Linked DNA regions of Homo sapiens: region 1 is linked to region 2. A link is a loop called in an ENCODE intact Hi-C map of the cell type or tissue named here. Cell type or tissue: gastrocnemius medialis. All regions are shown on one strand. Links, peaks and the distances in the headings refer to the core of each region. The heading gives the core; the rest is flanking DNA. Region 1 has its middle 5.9 kb from the start of S1PR3. Region 2 holds the start of MIR4289 (microRNA 4289).

Region 1 (5,380 bases), core at 131-5,130, 240 kb after region 2:
TTGTAGAATTATATTTGCTGTATTTTCTTAAGAATGTTTGTGTCTATATTTTTGAGGAATACTGGTCTGTATCATGTTTTGGTACTGTCTTTGGTTTTGGAGTAAGTATCCTACTTACCTCATAAAATGAGTTAGGAAGCATCTCTACTTATTCTGTTTTCTGGATGAGATTGTGTAGAATGGTTATGAAATTTTTTATATGTTTGGTAGCCTTTTTTAGTGACACAATTTGGGCCTTGAGTTTCTTTTATGAGAGTTTATAAATTCTATTTTCTTAATAGTTAATAGGGCTATTCAAATTGCTTATTTCATATTGCGAGAACTGTGGTAGCTGTGCTTTTCAATGAATTGGTTCATTTCATCTACGTCATAAAATGTATGTGTGTTGAATTGTTTACTGTATTCCTTTAGTATCCTTCTGATGTCTGTGGGGTGTGTAGCGATAGCCTCTGTTCACTCCTTATATTGGTAATCTCTGCCTTCTCTCTCTCTCTTTTTTTGTCAGTCTTGCTAGAATGTGCCAATTTATTGATCTTTTCAAAGATGTACCTTTTGTTTCGTTGATTTTTTTCTGTTTTAATTTAATTTCTGCTTTTATCTTTCTTGTGTCCTTCCCTGCTTGCTTGACATCCATTTTGCTAGCTTTTTCTAGTTTCTTGAGGTGAGAGCTTAGATTATGGAGACATGTTCTCTCTTAAACCTCAGATTTAGTTTTTTTTTTTAATTAAGAGGTAAGGTTTTGCATGGTTTCAATTCAACTAATATGGAAAAAAAACTTTTCACTCATGTGTATATTGTGTAAAGTTGTAGAATCCTACTATTCTTTTAAATGCCCCAATATTTAACATTGTACTGATCGCTAGAGTGTACCATTTTCAGATAAGGACAAACCCAAAGGTTAAATAGTTTCTTTATTAACCAAGAGTTATGGTGAAAGCAAGACAAGAAGCAAGCCCTCTCCCCTCTCCCCACCCCCACACTGCTCTTCCCACGGCAGCATCCAGCCTGTAATGGCTGTCCTCAAGGTCTGCAGCTGGGGCTGTCCAAAAGGAATCTGGGTGGGCTCCATCCAGTCTCACCCAAACCAGCCCATGGTACTCCAGATTTGAGAGTAGATGTGGGGAGTGGCAAGACTGAGGGTCTGTGATGGCATCTGTCCTCCCCACTCTGTCCTTGGGCTCCAGCCAGACCCCCTGGCTCTCTGCAGGCACCCTGGGTGGTGGTCATCCACAAAAAAAGTCAGCCCAGTGTCTTTCAGGAGTTGCAACCTCCAAAGGGTTAAAATGCATCAACAAACTTCACCTGGACAAGGCACCCCAGCCATCTTTACAGTATCCAGGGTCAATTCAGAGCTCTGCCACCTACCAGCCATGTGACTCTGAGCAAATGTACAAAGTTTCTCTGTACCTTGGTTTTCTCATCGAACAATGGGATGATATTGGTATTGGTCTCACAGGGTTGCTATGAGGAGTAAGTTTGTCTCTGTGTATAGAGCTCTCTGAACAGTGCCCAGCATGGCATAAGCACTAGATCAGCAGTACTGGCTGGCATTTGCCCTTATTGCCCCATCAAAACTCCTTCAGTCCTCTCTGCTTAAAATCCACTGGCTTTGATGTCAGAAGAATAAGGAAATTGGCAATTACCCTTTATATTCATTTCCACCCTCTCTCTCCATTCCTACCATAAAGTAAACCTTTTGGTAGCCAAGAAGAAGAAAAGTTATTCCACAACATTGTCGACACTTGTTCAAAGAGCCAGGGGCAGGGGAGGAATACGCCGAACCAGTCTATGCAGAATGCAAACAGGTTTGTGCATAACCACCCCATCCACTGCATGCCATTGAATGAACGATTCAAACACAACTGGGCACTTTTGTTGACTTACAGTTTACAGTGTGTATAAACAGTTTGTAAGTGAAGAGCACTCCTCCAGCAAGCCAGCCCCCACCACACCCCCTAGGTGTGGTATCCACAAAGACAAGAAAGTTTTTTGGACTAATTTGACTCAGAGCATCAAGACTGCTAAAGATGGCACTGCCCGTTTGTGGAATTCAGATGCAGGCTTCACTATGAGTCTCCAGTAAGCCTCAGTCAAAACAGTAGAGAGGGAATCAAGAGTGCCTCCCCCAGCAGTGTGTCTTCTAACCTTTCTCCTGGCTCTCAGAATGTACAGGCTCTTAACAAAAACACATGTGCAAGAACATATTAGACCCTCATCACCTCTGCCAGCTGAGTTCTTATTTCCCTGTCTGCTCCCACTGCATCTGAAAACCCTACATCCTGCCCAGTGTAAGTCCGATTCCTCATGCCAGAATAATTTGTTAATTTTTTTCCAGATCCTAAAGTGATGCTTCAGGTAGCAAACTCTGAGTTTGATGTATGTTCTCCGAGAATGCACTGTAGATAACAATGCTCAATTCATAGTGATAGGGCATCTCTGAGCAAATGTCTCCCGCCAGCTGTTTGCTGCAATAATTTGGATATTTGCTCCTGTGCCTTTCACGTTGTGGTTAAACAGCATGTTTACCATCAATATCACTGGCAAGAGGTTGGGAACAGAATGGAGAGAGGAGACAGGGTGTGGTTCTATAAGAATCAATGGCTCTCCTCCTTATGGGTTGTGTAGACTTGAATGAGGTCCCCTCTCCAAGCCTTTATTTACTCATTGCTGCAATGACAGCAACCTCTCTGCTTCATAAAAGGGTATATGAAGCAACCCTAGCATGGTCTCCAATAAGCTCAGTGGGCATTCCTTCTCTGTCCCCACCATATCCATATGGCCTTTCTACAACTATTTCTATGTTTAAAAGAGCTAAACCTGCCTGTTATCCCATTTATTATAATTCTTTCATTTCGTATGTCTAACTGCACTTGAGTCCTCACAATTCAGATGGATAGAGTGAAGGCTTTTCAGACCCTCAACTGATTAGGTGAGGCCCACCCACACTCAATGGGGCCACCTGCTTTCATCACATGGATATGCTGAAGACAGATTGTTGAAATATTCTTTGTTTTTAATTTAAACTTGTTTCATCATACTGGTTCTTTTGAGGTGATTTTCATCTCACTTTCAGGTCGTTTGAGAGTTTCATCTTACTATATAATGGTTGAAAAAGGAAAGGAAGTCATCACTTGCCCAAGGTGGTGGTGAATTCCCATTCTGTTACCAGCCAAGGGAAGGGATTAGGGGAAAATATTTCACCCAGAAAAGTGCTGTGTTGTTTGAGTTCGCCTTTTGGTTATTAAGGGTACTAATATATTTTTCATCAACAATGACTTAAGGCCCCTAGAAGTTCATGAACCTGGTGTGGGTGTGTGTTTCCCACTCAGATGTGCTGTGTAACTTGCACCTGAGGGTAACACGAACTCTCCCTGGGCAAGATGTAACCAGGGAAAGAAAGGAGAAGGCAGAGCTCAGAGCAAGCAGAAAGCCAAGCAGGAGACCAAAAGAGGCCTCAGAGGCCATGTTTGCATCTTCCACAGAGGGACAGACACATTCTCTGCCTCTCCAGTAAACACAAACATGCAAACATGCACACACAGAGACATGCACACACACGGACCATACACACCACACCACACACACACACACACAACTACTTATGTTTCTGAATATTACAAACATCATTACAAAATATGAAATGTACAAAGAACAATTCCCGGTGGCTCATGCTTGTAATCCCAGAACTTTGGGAAGCCGAGGCAGGTAGATCACCCGAGGTCAGGAGTTCAAGACTAGCCTGATCAACATGGTGAAACCCCGTCTCTATTAAAAAATACAAAAATTAGCCAGGCACAGTGGTGGGCGCCTGTAATCCCAGCTACTCAGGAGGCTGAGGCAGGAGAATTGCTTGAACCCAGGAGGCGGAGGTTGCAGTGAGCTGAGATTACACCATTGCACTCCAGCCTGGGCAACAGAGCAAGCCTCCGTCTTAAAAAAAAAAAAAAGGAACAATTCCTGAAGCTTCTGATGATTTCTGGCTGACCATGAGGTTGGAAGTGGGAACACATTAAGGGCTTAATGATGGGACACAGTGATGTAACCACTGTGGAGCCACAATTGAAGTGCTGAGATTCAGCATTGGAAGACATCTCTGTCACCAAATGAACACGCCTCCCTAAAGAGCTCTGGCAGTGAGTCAAAGGCTTCATTTGGGTCAAGACAGAGTTATTATACAAAAAGCCAAGTTTCATTCTACAAATCCACATCGGGGTCAATATTTTAAAGTGATTTCCCCCAAGTTCTGTGTAGAGCAAGCTGACAGAGAAGAAATGGCTCTGAGATATCTGGCAAGGTGCAGATGGACTGACCACAAGCCGCTTATCCCCACTGTAGCTCCGGGCTCCCTTCTGCCACAGTGGCCATATCTGTGAGGTTCTGCCCTTTCCCTGGGGCCACTGCATCAGTCAGGGCTCTCCAGAGAAACGGAATCCACAGGAGGTATACCTATAGCATACACAAAGGCTTTATTATAAGGAATTGGCCCATGCAATTATGGAAGCTGACACATCCAATGTCTATAGGTCCAAGGTCCCAGTTCCAGTCCTAAGAGGATTCTCCTAGTTAGAGACTTCTCTCTAACTAGGGAGAGTGTTGGCTTTTTGTCTTCAATAACAGTCTACTCAGGCCCTCAACTAATTGGGTGAGGCTCACCCACACTAGGAAGGGCCATCTGCTCTCCTCAGTCTACTGACTCACTTGTCAATCTCATCCAGAAACCCCCTCACAGACACATTCAGAATAATGTTTGACCACATATCTGGGCACCCCATGCCCCAGTCAAGTTCACACATACAATTAACCATCATAACTATCTGTTAGACCCCACCTTGCAGGGGGCAGTCCTCCTCTGGAAACCTTCAGGACTTGAAGTGTCAAGCTCATGTGTGCAAACTGTGACCAACACACATTTTCCTGAGAAGAGGCCTCAGACAAACAAAAAAATATCATGCATGCACATTTACTCAGATAATGACTGTCTGTTGCAGCCTTTACGCTAAACAGAGCTAAGAGTAGAGATAGTGCAGATTAACTCAGACCCAGAAACTTGGGGAGGCACCCTGGGATCCTGGAAGCAGATGCTGGGAGGGCAGAGGGGACCGAGAAAGGAGGTGCATTTACTCAGCTCTTCTGAGACAATTCTGCTCTCCTGCGGTGCACTCGTTCTGCTGGAGAAAGGGCTCACTTTGAGTTTGAATCTTAAAACTGCATGTCCTTTAACCACACTGTACCTGCTCACCAGGCTGTGGACACTAAATTGTTGGGAAAGTGAATATATTTCATTTTTTTAATTAAAAAAGCATGTAAGGTTATATTACATAATTGTGATATATAATACATTTATTCAAATCATATTTAAGTTTGGGGCCACATGATTTTC
Region 2 (5,380 bases), core at 175-5,174:
GTCTCCATCAGGCCTGAAGTGTTACATAAATACATGCATGGTTTATAGGGTAAGGAGGCCCTGTTGAGACTGGCCAGATGTGATCTGTTTAGGCTCTGCAGACAGGGCCCAGGAAACTGCCTGATAGCCCTGCACAATGCCCTCCCAAGGGACAGAGCTCTCTGCTGCCATCAGTGCATCTAGGGCAGAGATACCATGCTAGCTGCTGTCACTCATGTCCAACATGCTTGGGTGTTCAACCTCCCTCTGTAAAAGCTCTTATTATAGACAACCAGTGGAGTTCAGTTCAGAAGTTAGAGAACAAAATGCTTTAATGACCTTGTGGGCTCCATCCATCCATCCATCCACCCATCCACCCATCCACTCATCCATTCATCTACCCATCCACTTCACCCACCCATTCATCTATCTACTCATTCATTTATGCATTTCTGCAATCATTTACCCACATGCCCATTCATCCATCTACCCATCTATCTCCATCTATATTCATCCATCTTTCTATCCATCTATCCATCCACCTGCCTGTCTGTTCAATCTGTCCATCCACCTATCCAACCATTCATTCTTATCCATGCACCCACCCATCCACCCTCCCATCCAGTTATTCAATGAATATGAGCTCCTTGCATGTGCAAAGCACTAGTCTAGGCGCAGGGAATCCCGCAACAAACAAGTCAGGCATGGAGCTGACATTTGTATCATGTTCCAGAGGGGGAGACAACATTGAGTAATTCCACAATTATTCATTGGCTAGGGTAATAAACTCTCAGAAGAATTACAAAATGCTCCAAGAGTGTGTAATAGGAGATGCCTCCTAACTAGGAGGCCAGAAAAGGCTTCCCTGACGCAGTGGGAGTGCCGTGGGGCAGCCCGGAGCTCTGGCTACAGCCCTGCACCCACCCTGGCTACTGCTTGGTTGGTTTTGTTTTCCCCAGGCCTGCCGATTTTACAGTTAACTCTTTCCTCCATATCATAAGCTTCCAAAACAAGGTTATCCCTTGTTTAGGTAAAACCATTAAAATTTTCCTAGTATCAAGTCCCCCAAGCAATCTAACTAAAAGATTGAATCACAAAATAGAAAAGTCCCTTCTACCACAGCTAATGCTGGAGGAGAATTCCAGGGATCCCTGCACAGCAGTCTCAGGGCAGCATGCCTTCCTCCCCAGGCCACCCGGGGCTCTGAGGAAGGCTGTCAGACTTCGGCCCCTTCCTGTATACTGAGCTCCTGACCACAGTCTTGTGCCGGTTTTGCTTTTTTAAAAGGGACAAGCAAACAGGAATCTTCCCCATGCCTACCCTCACTCGTGCACACAAAGTGGGCCTGGCTGTCATTTCCTCCTGGGGTCTGATCTCTGTTTTATGCTCCTGCTTGTTGATTCTGACCCAGGTAAGCCACACAGGGAAAAGCCATCTCCCTGCTCCTTGCTTCGGGGCAGCAGAGCCATTTCACACACACAAACACCCTGCACCCCAGCTGCCTGGTTTCAGTGGCTGCTTGCTTATGGCCAGACAGCCGAAGGCCAGGCAGGGCCCGGCCTCTGTTCTCAGGTCTCAGCAGTGATTATGCATGCGAGGTAATTACACTGGTCTTGTTTCCGTGCTCTAGGCCTAAGCCTGGATATTCAAGGAAGGGAGCCTCTGGTTTTTTGCTACGTTATAATTTCTTTGTAGGGACAGGGCTCTAGGCGACTCCCAAATGGGCTACCTGTGCCGTGGCCACTCATTTCCTATTGTGCAGAGTAGCAATTACACAGCCAGAGGCTGGCCATGGGTGGGTTTGTTCTTCTCTGTGACATGTATTTTGTGAAACAGAAGAGAGGTCCTCTGTTTCTGAAAGCAACTCTTAAAATAAATACACCAGGCTCCTCCAAGGAATATCTGCATGAGAAGAAGTAAGCTACTATGTCTAGTGGCTCTCAAAGTGTTTTGGCGGGTTGGTCAGTCGGTCCACACAGGGAGAGAGGGGCAGGACAAAGGCCTCACCTCCCACTCAACACTTAATCCTGGTCTTGGGAAAGTTAGCGTTTGCCCACAGGTGACATGTTCTCAGGGCCTGACTACCTGCGGGTGGACACCAAGGATAAGCTGTGTCTTGAATTTTTTTAAAGCTTAAAAAGAAATTACTTCCAGCTGTGCATCATGAGAAGACACTGGTTGGTGTGTGTGAACCGATTTGCAGCACAAAGGGCCCCAGAGTACTTGGCTGGGCCAGATAGTGATGATGACTCATGCTGTCTTTACAAGATACTGCATAAACCTAGAGCAAGACAGAAGTTCCTCCCTCCCGACTCCACCCCCTGGCTTTATTGAGATGTAATTGACAAATAAAGCTTGTATACAGTTAATTGTACAATGTGATGATTTGATGCATGTGCATATCATGAAGTGACGGCCAAGATGAAGCTAATCAGCACTTCCACTGCCTCACATGGTTACCATTATTTTTGTGTGTGTGAGGACACTTCAGTTCTACTCTCTTAGCACATTTTCAACATACAGTACAGTATTATTAACTATAGTTACCATGCAGTTCATGGATCCTCAGAACTTAAGTATCTTATCACTGGAAATTTGTACCCTTTGACCAAAATCCACACAGTTTTTTCCTACTCCCCAGCCCCTGGTAACTGCCCTTCTACTTTCTGCTTCTAAGAGGTCAACTTCATTAGAGTCTGGTGCATATGTCTGTACTATGGAGTAGTATTCAGCCTTAAAAAAGAAGGACATCCTGCCGTTTGTGACAACAGGGGTGAATTCAGAGGACAGTGTGCTAAGTGAAAGACGCCAGACAAGAAGGACAAATACCAGATGGCTGTTCCTGAGAATCGAAGCAGGAAGAAGTTGCCCTTGACACTGAGCCCTTCCTGTGGCCAGAGGAAGCTGAAGGCAAAGAGGGAGGCTGGACCGTCCAGGTGAGAGGCACCTGACTGACCAGTGTCCAGCATGCTTGGCCTGGGGCAGCAGGGCTGATTGTGCAACCCAGCCTTTGGCTTCTCAGAGGCCCTGGAACAGCACACATTCCCTGGTGGTTTGAAATCTGAGAGCCGGAAAGAGCTTTCTGCCTTTCCTTTTGTGTCAGCTCACTTACTTGAAGAAAGCCCATCATCACAATGTTTTCTTTGGGTCCTGCTTACAGGATCTGGGCTTGTTTTGTTTTTCTTCTTGTTGTGTAGGGAGGGACCAGGATGGGAAAGCAATGTCCCTTGTAATTGTTGGGGTTTGTGCTTCTCTTGTAAAGCCTTGGGCTCAAGACCAGTGATCTGCAGTATAATGAGACTCGGCCAGGCCCTGCTCCCTGGAGGAGACAGAGGGACCATGCTGGTAACTTCCTTAACATCATTCAAAGGAAAGCCCAGTTTTTGTTTTCTCCTAAAGTGAAACTGCAGCCCTAGGTAAAAGGTACCTTGTAACCCCACGGATGTCTGTCTTCTACCTTCTCATTTCCCTTCTTCCTCTTCCTTTCTTTTGCCTTTTTCCCTTTTCCTATTTCTATGTTCCATAATCTGGAAGACCCATATATTTTCCAACTTTACTAATGTTTCCAAGAATTTGCATTAAAAGTAGCTGCTACAGTTCCTCATTAACTTGGACCCCATCTCTGGGAGTAAAGTGGGCAATTATTTCTCTGATTAACAAGGGAGGAGACAATGGGCACAGGGGCTCCTTCAAACCCAGACAGTGTTGTTTGTATCTAGATACTGCTAGACCACTTATGTCATTTTGGTTTGGTTCCCACATTTAATATCTTCCCCAAGTCATGTTGACCAACTCTGACTCAAAGGCCAGGATTCTTGGTTGTCCCGAGGCCCTGTTTCCCCACTGTTGAGTTGACAAGCCCATGGGAATTTCCCAGGGGTATGTGTAGCTCTGAGTTCTGGATAGTGTTTGCCACAGGACTGGGCTTCTGATGACACCAGGAGCACACACACATTGCTTAGCAAGAGTGTGCAGCTTACAGAATGGCCAGGCAGAAAGTAGAAAAGAGAGAGAGAAAAAAAGCAAAACTCGAGCTCAATCCAGAGACTCAAGCAGGGAAAAGATGCAGTGATTCTAGAGTGGCATGTGGGCCTTCAGAGGTGAACTCATGGAGGAGATGTGCAAAGTTTTGTGTCTGCACCATGTGGCACTCCACTGCTTATGACAGTGAAGTTTCAACCACCAACAAATGGCCCAGGGCAGGGGATTGTGACTTTTGGATTGCATGGATCACCAATATTTTAAAAGGAGATTCAAACAACACAACTGCTCCTTATCATCTCCTCAATTCATAAGAGAAACGGCAGCTGAACACTCCAAAAGTGTAAGAAGTACATAATCTCAGAACAATGGACAATCTTTAAATAGGATAAAGTTGTCTTTATGAAAAATTTATTACACTGTTTATATTTATCTGGTTTTATTATGGACTTGTAGGAACTTGGTTTCTGAGAGCACTGGTCCTGTGCTGTCTTGGGCCATTAGCCTAGAACAAGGGTGTTAGATGGGCGTTAACTTCAGGGCCAGCTCCAGCAATGGCCAGTGGATGACTGGGAACACTGTTGGGAAGGATTCTGAAGTGGAGTCCAGGCTCAATCATTAATTAGCAATATCTGACATGGGCATCATGGTCATTTTGAAGCACGTTCACAAATCCTTTTGCACTACTTTCATTGAAAGGGGGAAATCTAACTTTTAGATATGGTTTGGCTTGCTTCTGACAGACAGAATGTGACTTTTGAGCACTCACACTTGGAACCCAGCCACCACTGTGTGAAGAAGCGCACAGCATACGAGGTAGTCGGCAACACATGGGTGCCCAGAACAAGAGCCCAGCTGAGGTCCCAGCAGACAGTCAGCGTCCCCCACCAGGCACCTGAGCTAGCCTACTGGTGATCCCATCAGCAGTCATCAAGCTTCCCCAGACAGAAGTGTGTGAAGCAGTGGGAAATTGCTCCTGCCAAGTCCCGGTCAATGTTACAAATTTGTGGTGAAAAAAATATTGCCATTATCATAAACTATGAGTTTTTGGGGTGGCTTGTTATGCAGCAGAAGATAACCAGAGCAATCCCAGGATGGAAATGTGGCAGCAAACATTCACTATCCCTATCCAGAGCATTCTCAGCTATTATTCTTCCACCAAGGTACCCCTGATTTTATTTGAAAATTTAAAAACGAAATGTGTCTTGCCTAAGTTGATGAAAAAGGCCAAGGTCACATTGATTTCAGTAGGTTGCACTCAAATGGACCAATCCTCCATGTTGAACTCAACTTCTGCTCACTCCTCTGAAAGATACTGCAGGGTTACCATGACAACCTGAACATATGCTGGGTGAGAAACACGAAGAACAGAGAACAGGGGAGCACAGGGCCATTTTTTGCTGGGAGAATGTTTTCTAAA

Evidence for each region. A loop is a pair of places that touch in the nucleus more often than their neighbours do. Peaks named below come from ENCODE experiments on the same cell type or tissue, not always from the same donor. Only the 100,000 strongest peaks of a DNase experiment are listed, where the experiment ranks them.
Region 1: it touches region 2 in a loop (2.5-fold over the local background); 17 of 110 quality-filtered maps call a loop at or near these places.

The regions. Positions count from the first base shown.
Region 1 is chr9:88,982,887-88,988,266 of GRCh38, forward strand. No RefSeq gene overlaps it. Among named protein-coding and RNA genes, the nearest start is that of S1PR3, 5.9 kb to the right of the region's middle. In gastrocnemius medialis, for the core only: no CTCF peak of the experiment used is centred there; no DNase peak of the experiment used is centred there.
Region 2 is chr9:88,745,756-88,751,135 of GRCh38, forward strand. It overlaps MIR4289 (microRNA 4289), which reads right to left and starts at 150; the gene lies at 81-150. RefSeq lists an enhancer at 1,374-2,062 and a silencer at 1,959-2,253. In gastrocnemius medialis, for the core only: no CTCF peak of the experiment used is centred there; DNase peaks (open chromatin) are centred at 2,226 and 2,986; H3K27ac peaks cover 1,902 bases.